Linked DNA regions of Mus musculus: all the other regions are linked to region 1. Evidence: chromatin loops called from intact Hi-C (ENCODE). Cell type or tissue: left cerebral cortex. All regions are shown on one strand. Links, peaks and the distances in the headings refer to the core of each region. The heading gives the core; the rest is flanking DNA.

Evidence for each region. Hi-C counts contacts between places; a loop is a spot of excess contacts. Peaks named below come from ENCODE experiments on the same cell type or tissue, not always from the same donor. Only the 100,000 strongest peaks of a DNase experiment are listed, where the experiment ranks them.
Region 2: a loop joins it to region 1, with 9 times the contacts of the local background. A loop is called at or near these places in 28 of 42 quality-filtered maps.
Region 3: it touches region 1 in a loop (3-fold over the local background); 10 of 42 quality-filtered maps call a loop at or near these places.

What each region holds. Positions count from the first base shown.
Region 1 is chr9:122,016,639-122,020,784 of GRCm38, forward strand. No RefSeq gene overlaps it. Among named protein-coding and RNA genes, the nearest start is that of Pomgnt2, 23 kb to the left of the region's middle. In left cerebral cortex, for the core only: a CTCF peak has its summit at 2,236; a DNase peak (open chromatin) is centred at 2,246.
Region 2 is chr9:122,183,040-122,187,185 of GRCm38, forward strand. The region is part of intron 12 of Ano10 (anoctamin 10); the gene reads right to left. Among named protein-coding and RNA genes, the nearest start is that of Snrk, 68 kb to the left of the region's middle. In left cerebral cortex, for the core only: a CTCF peak has its summit at 2,211 (motif pointing left); DNase peaks (open chromatin) are centred at 2,215, 2,623 and 3,118; H3K27ac peaks cover 506 bases.
Region 3 is chr9:122,308,548-122,312,693 of GRCm38, forward strand. It overlaps Gm26797 (predicted gene, 26797), which reads right to left and starts at 2,381. Exons shown (of 5, transcript NR_168548.1): 1 at 2,039-2,381; 2 at 27-192. In left cerebral cortex, for the core only: CTCF peaks have their summits at 2,173 (motif pointing left) and 2,376; a DNase peak (open chromatin) is centred at 2,201; H3K4me3 peaks cover 862 bases; H3K27ac peaks cover 772 bases.

The sequences.
Region 1 (4,146 bases), core at 1,110-3,609:
TGTTTTCTAGGTAGGAGGCCTCCCAGTGCCGTCTCTTAGTCAAAGCTTACACAAGACACAGAATCCTCTACTCTGCTTTGTGCCCAGATTTGCAAGAGGAGAGGGGATGTTAAAAAAAATATTTGACTCGCACCTATAATCCCATACTCAGGAGGTGGAGGCAGGAGGGTTATGAGTCCAATCCAGTCTGGGCTCATAGTCAGAACCATCTCAAAAGCAATCAGATTCAAACAAACAAACAAACAAAACAAACCCTCTCACCTTTGTGCATTTGCTTTGCCAGTGCCCACAGGAATATTAATGCCACTTCTAGGCTCACCTTCAAAGTAAAACTCTCTGACTTTTGGGATTATTTAGTCCTCATATTTTTAAAAATAACAAGTATTTTCCAAGTTTAATTTTTTCCCCTCTCCTCACCAATTTACTTACTGTCATGGCCTGCCACTCCCTGTAAATGTCCAACAGATGCTAGAGAAGGTTTGGAAATAATTCAAGATTCTTTGGCCTTTGTTAGATAAAGTGTGTGTGTGTGTGTGTGTGTGTGTGTGTGTGTGTGTGTGTGTTTATAAAACCTGCTACTTAGAATGAGGAGTCACAGAACAGTGCCGTTCAGGAAACATAGGTTGACCCTGATCATGAAGTCCTTACAAAGGGATGGCACACACAGGACCAAAGGCACAGGAGTTGTGCCTCTGGGACTCTGCTTCCTTCTCTGCTTGTTTGAGGTTGCACGGGCTTTCTGCTTATTTGAGGTTGCACTAGTTAATTTTTGACAACTTGACACAAACTAGAGTCACCTGGGAAGAAGGAACTTTGTTGAGGAATTGCCTCCATCAAAGGCAGGTGCCTTTGGCTTGTCTGTGGGCAATTTCTTGATTGCTAGTTGGGGTGAGAGGGTCCAGCACAGTGGGCAGTGCCATCCCTATGCAGTTAGGTCTGGGCTGTGTGAAAAGCAGCCGAGAAATCCATAGAGAGCAAGCCAGTAAGCAATCATTTCTCCATGGGCCCTGCTTCAATTTCTTCCCTGGTCTGGTGGACTGGATATAACCTGTAAGGCAAACAAACCCTTTTCCCTCCTGTTTACTTTTTATCCATATTTTATCCCAGCAACAAAAAGCAAACTGGGACAGAAATTGGTATCAGAGAGTGGGGTATCGTCGTGATAGGCCATTTCAGAGCCTTGGGCTAGGGGAGGCCACTGAGAGCTCAAATCTTCATGAGCTTATGGAGGAAGTCAGTACACAGCATCCCCTGTGGTCTCCGCTTCAGGTCCTGCCCTGAGCGCCTGGCTTCCTGATGACACGTTAGCTGGGATTGTAAGATGGAATAAACATTTTTCTCTCCTTTTCAAGTTTCTTTCCAAAATCAAGTTGATTTTGGTCAGTGTTTTATAACAGCCACAGAAAGCAAACTAGGACATAAGCTTTCTGATTCTTTTACATGCTATGCTCTTCCATCACAAATAACAGCGTATTAAGATTCACGAAGGTAAGTCGGGAAAGAACCAATACCAGGCAAGAGCTGTGGGATGCTGGGTGCTTGACAAGAGGAGCTTAAGACGACCTCAGCAAAGTCAGCTGGATCCCTTCCCTGCCCAGAGCCCTTCTGTTGCTGTGTCCTCTGACCTTTGGGTGACATTACCAGCCTCCCCTCTAACCTCTAACCTCTAACCTCTAACCTCTAACCTCTAACCTCTAACCTCTAACCTCTAACCTCTAACCTCTGTTCTGAGTTTCACTCTCTGGGCTGCTTCTCAGCAAAGCATACTCTGGAAACTCCTCTTGTGGGGTTTTTATGGAAGGAGCCTACGCTGCTTCCAGAATTCCTCCAAGGACTCAGCCCCAGTTGCTCACAGTGGCTGTTCTTTTAATATCATGTCTCCCCTCTTCTTCCTTTTTTTCCCCTCCGGTTCCCTTCTTCTTTTCCTTCTCTCCTCTCCCCTCCCCTCCCCTCCCTTCCCTTCCCTTTTCTTCTTTTTCTCTCCCTCTCCTCCCCTTCCTTCTCTCCCTTCCTTCCCCCTTTCTCTTCCCTCCCCTCCCCTTCCCTTTCTCTCTTCCCCTTCCCCTTCTCCTCTCTTTCCCTCCCCTCCCTCCCCCTCCTCTCCCTTCCTTTCCCTTCCCTTCTTCATTTTTCCCAGGGAAAAACCTTGCAGGATTTTCTTTCCTGGGTCCATGATTGTCTAAACCTGACTGTGCACTATTGTAGTGAGAGGACACTTCCCTCTGGGTCCTGACAGGGGGCAGCATTTAGTTTCCTATCAGAACGAGTTGCATTCCTAGACTTGTATGTGATTCCAGCTCAAAATAAAGAAAAACATTGAAATGAGGGGTTTAATTCCCGAGAGGGACTGGAAGGCTGTGTCAGCGTTTCCATGGTGAGGGCTGTCTTCTGGGGATTTACCTTCCAGCTGTGAGAATCTGCTTTATGCTAGACTTTAAGCCTTTGGCTGCTTAAAGGCTCTATATTATTAAAGAGTCCACTTTTGACTAAGTTGAAACTGTGACTCTGTAAAGCCGACTCAGAATGTTCTCCCCTCTGCCCCTTGCCCCATTGGCTGCTGGCCACGCTCCTTGCCAAGCAGCGTGGAGACTTGGCAGAGGTGCGGCATCTGGCTCTCCTGCTGTGTGTGGTCTGAGAAGGGCTGCACTGAGGAAGAGAACCTTGGCTCTTTTGTACTGTTAAAATGACACCTCCATGGGTCCCACCCGAGTCTATCTGTAGGTGTTTCTCCATGCACAGTCACTCACTGACCCCAGGTCTTAGAATCACAGAGGAGAAGGGCAAGTGTCAGCCTGCGATGCCTCCGTGAGTATCAGAAGAAAGCCAGGTTGAGATGTTTTGTGTGAATTCCTTCTTGCAGCAAGAGCCGGTATAGTGCGAGGAAGAGAAAGGGGATCTGTCTCATCAACCAAAAGAGAGAGCAAAGCAGGCTCACTTTGAGCCGTCAGCGTCAAACACATCAAAGTCATCTCTGCTTGGTTTTAAATAAGAACACATTTGCAGACACTTTGGCATATCCTTTATTTTAAACAGAGTTACAGAGGTGGATGGAAGCCCCTCACGATAGAAGGAAGACGCTGAGAGCAGAGAGCCAACATCTGTGTTGGTGCGGAACCTGACTGGGTTCCGAGTGTCAGAAAGCACCATGGGGATTCATAACCATCTCAACTCAAGGTCTGGGGACCCATTGTCCTCTCCTGACCTGTGCGTGGACCAGGCATGACAGCAGCGCACATACATACACATGGGCAAAACACATACAAATTAAAATTTAATATAAAAATCTAATAACATTATTAGAAATAATATTTATAAAGTTACATGGGAAAACATTGATACAAACAAGGTTGGCCAAAAATTTATGATGAAGAAAAAGCTTTGACATCATCTGGGGATCTAAAAAGTCATGATTTGCAGAAAGGTGCCATGCCTCTGTATGTGAGTGTGTGTGTGTGTGTGTCTGTGTGTGTGTAAGAAAGAGAGAGAGAGAGAAAGAGTGTGTGTGTGAATGAATGTGTGTATGTGTATATGAGTGTGTATAAGAGTGTGAATGTGAGTGTGTGTATTTGTGTGTGAGTATGAGTGTGTCTGTGAGTGAGTGAGTAAGTGAGTGAGTGTATGTGTGTAAGCCATATGTTTCTATGAAACTTTTCACAAGCAAAAGGGGAAAGCTTAAGCAAAAGACACACCTCAGGCCACACAGAGCCTCTGGACAACTATAAAGGACCTGCGGGCTCACCACACTCAAAGCAATCACTGTCTCATTAGCTGACAGCTGAGTGGAGCCAGCAGAATCTCCTGTGGCCTTCACTACAGGAAGTACAGACTACCTCAGTAATCTACTGGGGCCACAAGACACAGACAGCAGCAGCAGCCACAAAATCAGCAGTAGCAATAAGAAGCCCTAGAAAGACGGCTCAGTGGTTAAGGGCACTGGCTGCTCATACAGAGGACCTGAGTTCAGTTCCCGACTCTAACTACACTTCCATGGATGTAATGCCCTCTCCTGGCCTCTGCCGGTGCACATGTACACATATATGCATGCAGGCAAAACACCCAACACATGTAATAAAAAATAAATGTTTTAAAAGGAGCTCTGAAAGTGGAAGGATCTGTGTAGTTGCCGTTGCTCCACATTGTATTACC
Region 2 (4,146 bases), core at 682-3,181, 170 kb after region 1:
TCCCTGGAATCTCAGTTTTCAGGGATGGGTCTCATCCTCAGAGAAGTAGGATTCCACAGACACATCGTGATATTTTAACAGGAGCTGTGAGAAACTTACAGTCCCTGAGAATTCTGAGTCCACCCACCACAAACACAGCTGGAATGTACCCCAGCTCCCTCCTGCATCTCCTCTCCCAGTACTCTGTGCCTTCCCCTCTGTCCTCCAGCTGGGGAAACTCAGGGCAGGGCCATATGCAGAACACTTTGGGCCTCTGGATTTTCTCCTGGACCAGCAGCTGCAGCCCAGCTCCAGGGCTCCCTGAGTTCTTTGTCTACACAGAAGCCACTGACCCCAACTGCTCGCTGAGAACAGTGCGTGAGCCCAGGCCAGGCATGCTGCGCTCTCCCAGGTCACACTCTGTGTCCTTCTCCTGGTGTATAAGGTGACAGGGTGCCTGCCACCAAGCTGATGACCTCACTCCTGAACTGTCATCCAGAGTCAGAAGAGAGTCAGTGGGGACTGAAGAGGACGTCTCATCAGTTTCAGCTGCCTTTGCTCAGCACCTCCCTTCCTTCCACAGGTGGCTGAGAAAGTTCACTTCTCCGATTTGTCCACGTCCCACTTCCTAGGGCAGAAGCTTCAATGGAGGAGAGCCATGGTGGCGGGGATTGCACATGCTCTCAGGGCAATGTTCTACGCTAAAAAGCAAAAGTGCAAGGACCACCTGAGGATGCTCCACAGACAGTGAGCCTCTCATGAACTGTAAACGGGCATCCCATTTATAATTCACTTTTAAGTAGGTCTTCCAGAATGCCTAAGAATGTTTTCACAACTTAAATTTTGGTATTATTTCAAATTTAAAAACTGCCGACAACATTAAAGGAGCCCAAATCACACAGATGTGCTAGCTGCTCATGCCTCACCCCCGTTTCCTGAAGCAGCTAAGTGGATCACAACCTTCCACCCCTACGCAGGTCAGTGAAGAATCATAAAAACAAGCCTTTTCCTTATACACCCAAAGAAACTGCTAGCTTAGTGATTTTCAACTGTGAAATAATGATTGTTTTCCTGTGGTCTCACGCTTTCCAAACTGCATCAAAGTGACAGAATCCAGAACGTACAACAAAATAAGACAAAAGCGAAGCTAAGGGAGGTGGCATACTCCCATATACCCAGCACCAGGGAAACCGAGGCACAAGGGTGGAGAGTTCAATGCCACCCTGGACTAGTGTGACCCTGCCTCAAAAACAAAACAAACAAAACCAAAAAACAAACAAGCAAAAACAAACCAAACACAAAATAAATTCCAGACCTTAAAGTCCCTCTGAAAAAAGACAGGAAAACTGTGAACCCCTAAACAAAATTCTCTCAGGAAACAGCCAGAGCATTACGACAAGAAGGCTATTCTCCCCAGCTAGGTTGTAGAATGTGGGTCAGGCATTTCTCATGATTCTCATGACCATCATGACCCTGTCCCCATCCCTGGGGTTCAAGCTTTTGTGGAGTCTCCTATCCTCCAGTGAGTTAGACTTAGCCATTTACTTTTAACTAACAGAAAGTGAGACACGGGTGCATGGTGGGTTTGGAGACACTGGGCCATGTCCTGGGCCCCACCAGTCTTTAGCCTATCCCCTTTCTTCCAAGGAAAATGAAAAGATATTTCTGTCCACAGGGGTTGCTTTCTTATCTCTAACTCCGCCTTATTAATCCAATGAAATGGCTCCGTATAAGGTAACTCCCCTATCATGGCCACACTATATAAACAAGGGTCTCTCTTGACATTCACCTATGTTACAACAGCTCTGACATTCTTACACCCTCCCACTTTGAGACTTACTTTGCAGTCCAAGCTGGCCTCAAACACAAGATCCTCCTGCCTCCACCTCCTGAGTGCTGGGGTTACAGGTATGTGCCAACAGGCCTAACTATCTGCTGGAGACTCTTTCTGCCCTGGGCTGTGAGGCATGTCTTGCAGGCTCACACTCCTCCAGCAGGCCCTCAGAAGATGGCCATCTCTCAAAAGCCAAATCCAGGTTTCTCTTGTCTCCACAGAGCTCTGATGACAGAATGTTCTAGCAAACACCTGCAACTTGCACAATGCAACTGGGGGCCTGGATGTCTAGTATGGTTCCACCTGAACTCGTTTCTATGTCAACAGCTGCAGATAGTGGTGCTCCGGGAAAGCAGCTCTAGATGCCTAGGCCACCTGTATCCATAGTTTGCCCCCTGGTGGTGAGAGCCCAGGATTCACACTGGCAGATGCCTTCTCAATTGCCTCACAGTTAGGACATGAATGAACTAGTCACTAGATCCTGGATAATAGTGTTTAAGGTTTCCTTTCCTCTCTGCCTTTGGAGATAGGTATGTGGTGCCTGGAGCAGTGGCAGCTATCTTGTGACCATGATGAACAACCATGCCAAGGATGGCAGGATGTGAAAACAGAAAATGCCTTCGTAGTTCTTAAGTGATGTTGCTCAGCTACTCCCCAGCCCCGGGAGGTCAGTGTGAATCTGTTTCCAGTCAAGTTCACGTCATGATCTTGACTCTTTCTATGGAAACCACCCAGAGCTATTCCAGGCTGTTGAAGCCCTAAACCCTCTCATTCTTCTGGAAATGACTAGGCATTCTCTCCACTGAGCTGTAGGCACAATTCCATTGAGTGGGCAGGCCTGTCTGGGCACTGTGCTGTCCATGCCCACATCAGGACTTGAAAGCCAGCAGTCATGCTGCTGGTTTCTAACAAGCCCATTCTGGGTTCTCTCAGCACCTGTCCACTCACTGCTATTAAGCTTGGTTTAGGATCCTAAACTGTGCTCTTTGTTGTCCATTCCATGTGGCTGTTTTTCTTCCTTGGCCAAAGTCTTGACCTTTGACACAAGAGGTCTCCAGGTCCCCCCAGTTCCTGCAGTGCTAAGTGTTTTGGGTTCTCCATAGTGAGCTAAGCTGCGCTGGGCCTCGGGGGGTTTTGTACGCCTTTCCTGGTCCCTCGTCAGGGTCACAGGCTGGAGCTCTTTCCGGTCTTTATTTCAGTGGCAAGGAGATGACGCTCAGCTCAGCTCAGCTCCCTCCTCACACTCACAGCCTCACCAGCAGGCAAAGCAGCCTCCAAGAGCTATAGACAGGAGCAAACTTCCCACCACACTCCATCTGCACAGGAAGGGAGGCTGCTATGGTCATTACTCTAGCACACTGGCTCTCAAGTTTGGAAATCCCTGTCTAGGAGGCAACTCACTTCCCACTGGGCCTTTCTTGGAATCTTCCTCTGGTCTCTGCCTGCAGACAGGCAGCCTCTGGTGGTCATCCCCAGGCTTCCTCCAGCAGGGTGTAGTCCTCCCCTCTTGTGCTCAAACTACCCTTACAAAGCCAGCTGCTCTAGAGTTCTCTCTTCCCTGTATAGAATTCTCCCTTGGCCTCTTGATCTTCAGCCTTTTCTTTATGTTTCTGTTCCTGGCTTTCTCTCTGAACTTTTTCCATCTTACAGGGAGATACATGATACACTCAGAACAGTTAAGAGACTATGTACCCCCTTCTGTCAAGATTGGCTAAAACTTATGGGAAATAATTAACCAACCAAGTCCCTGTGTTCCCATGTTGTTAATTTCCTGCTAAAAGTCTACATTTCTCAGCTTTTCTTGTGGACTACAGAAGCTGTTCCCACTCCTCTAAGGGGTCACATCCCATCACACACACACACACACACACACACATACAGAGAGAGAGAGAGAGAGAGAGAGAGAGAGAGAGAGAGAGAGAGAGAGAGAATATGAATACAAAATGTTCCCTTGCTGTAAATAAACACAGGCCCTGCATAGGGCAGACCAAGCCTCTCTTTTTCTCAAGAGGCTTCAATATGCTTCCCATGCAACAAATGTTGGAGGATGGGTCACAGGACAGATGTGTGGGGAGGGCTGTTCCTCAGCTCCCATGTTTTCAGTCTTTCCTCTGTGGATTTCAGGGAACTGAAGTCTGTGGGAATAGTCTCTGCTGGGCTTCCTTCTGTTCCCACCAGTGCAGAAGGGCAGAGGCAGGGCAGTAGCCTGAGATGAGGCCCAGGTCAGTGGGGGTGGAGGTGGTGAGCTCCAGGGGAGCCTCTCTTGACCCAGGCAGATTCCTGTAGATCCTTCTGTCTTCCTCCACTCTTTCCTTCCTTTGCCCTCTCTCCTT
Region 3 (4,146 bases), core at 682-3,181, 290 kb after region 1:
CCGGGTCAGAGACAAAGAACCCTCACCCACTTTGCTGGTGGCCATCCTCACGGGCTTTGTGATTGTGTTGGACACAAGGAGATTTGGTGGCTTCTGATAGTCACCCCGTTGGATGCTACAAGGACTTGCTATCATCTTCAGCGGCCTGAAGACTTCCCTGGTTCTGTTAGGAACTGTGCTGCAAAATGAGGTCTGCGGTTTTTGAAACACAAAAGGATTTCAGGGCTAGTCAGTGAGAAGCAGAGTTAAGATTTTATTAAAAATAGAAAGGGCTCGAGAAATGGCAAACAGGAGACAGACCCTGGGTGTGCCTGCGAGGGGTTGTCTAGATTAGATTAATTGAAGCAGAAAGACCCAGCCTAACTGGGAGACCAAGTCCCATGGGTGAATAAAGAGGAGGAATTGGGCTGAGCATCAGTGTTCATCTATCGCTGTTCCCAAGTGTGGGCGCCTTGTGACCAGGGCCTCGCATTCCCGCCACTGTCACATCCCACCCTCAATTGTGAGCCAAAGTCTCTTAAGTTGCTTTAAAATTATGTACATGTATATGTATAATTTAACCATAGAACAATGTTCAGTAGCAAGGCAGTGTGACTGGGTGACAGGCTGATGCTGGCGTTGGACAGATAGCAGTTTAAGTTGGTTTTGTGGGAAGAATTTTATCTCAGCAACAGGACAAGTGACTGATAAACTGCCTCAGATTTTTTTTTTTAATTAAAAGACATGAAAACGTAAATCTGTCACCTTTTTTCCCCGCTTGCAGTATATTTGTTTCAATCAGACCCTTTCAGCTTTCCTTCATTCCCTGCTGATGACCACTCAGCGAGAGGCATCACATCACCAATTGGGTCCTGTCTAGGGACTGGGGCACACATATACATTCCAGAAAGAGGAAGGACACGGTGTGCAGGGCCCCAGGGAGGAGCCTGTGGATGGGGGCGAGGAAAGGAACACCTCAAAACGGGTGCGAAGTTGATGGTACTCCTCAGGGCTGTGTACAGCAACCTGATCTTCTATGCTCCTACTGCAAGAGAGCAGGAAGCTGGAGGCCTGTGTGGCAAGCTACACAGCATTTGGGCAACCTCACTGGGACCCCTTCCTTGTCTCACTGAGACCTGAACCAAAGCCCAAAGCACTCAGAACAGTTGGGTGTTCCTGTCCTGAGTTTTCTGCCCACTCTCCCTCCCCCCAGCTACTGGGAGCCTCCCAACCAGAAACCAACTGGTTTCTGTCTGTGTTGAGAGGGGCCCCGCCCAGGGAGCAGCCAGAGAACCAACCAGGGTTGCCTGGTAGGTGAGAGGTCCAGCATTCTATTCTCACTGCGCACTGGGCGGAGTGGTTTCTTCCAGCGAGAAGCTCTCTGTGTCAGAGATAAGAGATGGAAACAAACCAGCTCAGCTGTCCCCCTGTACCTACTGATTTTTATCCTTTGTGTCAATAAAAATTACAGAATAAAAAAAATAAAATCAGCACTATTGGATGGTTGACCTGGGAGCTGCCATTTGTTCTGATTACATTATATTTTTACAGTTATTGATGGAGTACCTTCTGGAACTCAAGCTTCAGTTATTCTTGGTGAGAACTTTTTTTTTTTCCAAAATGAAATATTTAAGTAGTCCTTGGCTAACAGGAGCACAAGGAATTCATTCATAACCTTCCAGTTCTCACCACAACAGAGGGGATGAATTGAGAGTCACTCCTTCTTCACCAGCAGGAAACTGCTATGTATGGAAACCTCATTTTTCCCCCCTAACGTTAACCTTTGTTGATCACAATTGAGAAAGTTAAGGGGAAGGCTTGCTCGTGATATTTTTATACAATGCTAATAAAAAAGAATATAAATTGGATATTTTTGAATCGCAAGTACTCCTTTGAAAGCATATGCCACTGTGTGATTTTTTAGCTGTCAAAAATCGAAGCAATTAACATGTCATGCGAGGTACTCAATCTGCTCAACGGGATATGAATGGGATATTGTGACAAATCTCACTATTCATGAAAATTGAATTGTATATTTAAGAAGGTAAAAGTACTTAACTCAAGTGTCCAGTGACAACTTGATGATGTGTGGAGCTGAGTCCCAGCTTGAGGGGTCCGGATGGAAGTGTTTCGTCTTTGCCATAAGAGGAGGGATTCATAGGCTGTGCTGCTGTACGACAGCGCCCCCACGTGGAAGGATGAGCGCAGTGTCTTCACAACAGTTCCTGAGGCTTTTAACAAAGTCCTCGTAGATAAAGCAGTAACTAAAAAGCACACATTCAGTTGCCGTACAGAGTTTTTGAGAACCAGGACTGAGGACGGCTCCACCTGGTGCTTCAGGCTGAGGCTTTCCCACTCGGATGGTCACGGGAGCCTGCGGTGGCAGAAGGCAGGCGGCGTCTGATTCCACAGAGCTGGCACACGTGACTTGGCAGAAGGTTTCGATTTCCCACAGGCCGCTCCATGAAGTGGCCACCGGGTACCCATGACATAGCCCCCCCCCCCCCCCCCCCCGTCTGTCTGCATAGGGAGAGGAGAGAGAGGAGAGAGCATCTTCGAATCAGCTAATCCTCAAGTCACATACATCAACTCTGCCTTTTCCCCTTTGTTAGAAAAAATACTAAGTCCAGCCCACATTCCAGAGCTCCATTTTTTTGAAGGGAGAGTCAGAGACTGACATTTTAAACCAAGGCCAAAAGGCAATGCAGCTAGACACAGCTGACTCAGCAGGCTCCATTTACACCCTTCCAGAGTTCACAGGGGTTGTGGTTCTGTAGATCCCAAGGCCACGCTTCTCAAAGAAGCTGAGGATCTGTGTGAGATGAAGACACAGGTAACTCAGCTTTCCATAACATACAATGTGATGTGTCTGGGCTTTCTTGAACAGGAGCCATTTGCAACAGCAGCCCCGTTCCCACAGAGGACATTTATGTTGTTATTGGTGGCAGAGCTGGTTGAGCTCATGGCTCTGTCATTGGCCTAAGCAAGCCTTGTGACCAGGAGAGAGAACTGACAGAGACCTATAAACATTCCTAAAGGTGAGCCACTGGAGAAAGCTTTGGCAACATGAAGAAATGCCAACCCCCGAGGCTGTCCTTTGACCTCCAGCATTTACTGTGGCACTTTGATAGGTTAGCTAATCTTGCCTGTAACGTGGCAGACCTGAGAAGGAACCTCAAACGAAGATTTGTTTCTATCAATTGGCCCTGTGGGCACGCCTGTGGAGAATTTTCTTAATTGGTGATTGAGATAGGAGAGCTAAGACCACTGTGGATGGCACCATCCCTGGGCAGGTGGGCTTGGGTTATATAAGAAAGCCATCTAAGTAAACCAGAAGAACTAAACATTGAGCAGATTGCCTCCAGACTCTAGACTTTCAGTTCCTGCCTTGGTTTCCCTTGATAATATTCATCAAAATAAAGTCATCTGAAAGTTCCTTTTGGTCATGCTATTTTTTTGCAGTAACAGAAAGAAAACTAGAACATAACCACATACCCCCCACCCTACCCCGTCTTAGTTAGGGTTTTATTGCTGTGAACAGACACCATGACCAAGGTAAGTCTTATAAAAGACAATTTTTAATTGAGGCTGGCTTACAGATTCAGAGGTTCAGTCTATTATCATCAAGACAGGACCATGGCAACATCCAGGCAGGCATGCTGCAGGAGGAGCTGAGAGTTCTACATCTTTATCTGAAGGCTTCTAGAAGAATACCGGCTTCTAGGCAGCTAAGATGAGGGTTTTTTGTTTGATTTTTGGTTTTGTTTTGTTTTTCAAGACAGGGTTTCTTTGTTTAGCCCTGGCTGTCCTGGAACTCACTCTGTAGACCAGGCTGGCCTCAAACTCAGAAATCTGCCTGCCTCTGCCTTCAAAGTGCTGGGATTAAAGGCATGTGCCAACACTGACTGGCTAGGATGAGGGTCTTAAAGCCTATGCCTATAGTGACACACCTTCTCCAACAGGCCACACCCACTCCAACAAAGCCACACCTCCAAATAGTGCCACACCCTGAGTCGAACATATACAAACCATTGCAATTGCCACTGTAATGTGACAATTGAAAAACATTTTGAAAAAGTTCTGGTGGGGAGAATGCTGCTGGTGAAAAACTCACCCCCTTTATTGGGTGGTCGTGAATTTACGTTTTACTACGGGTGAGAAAAAAGT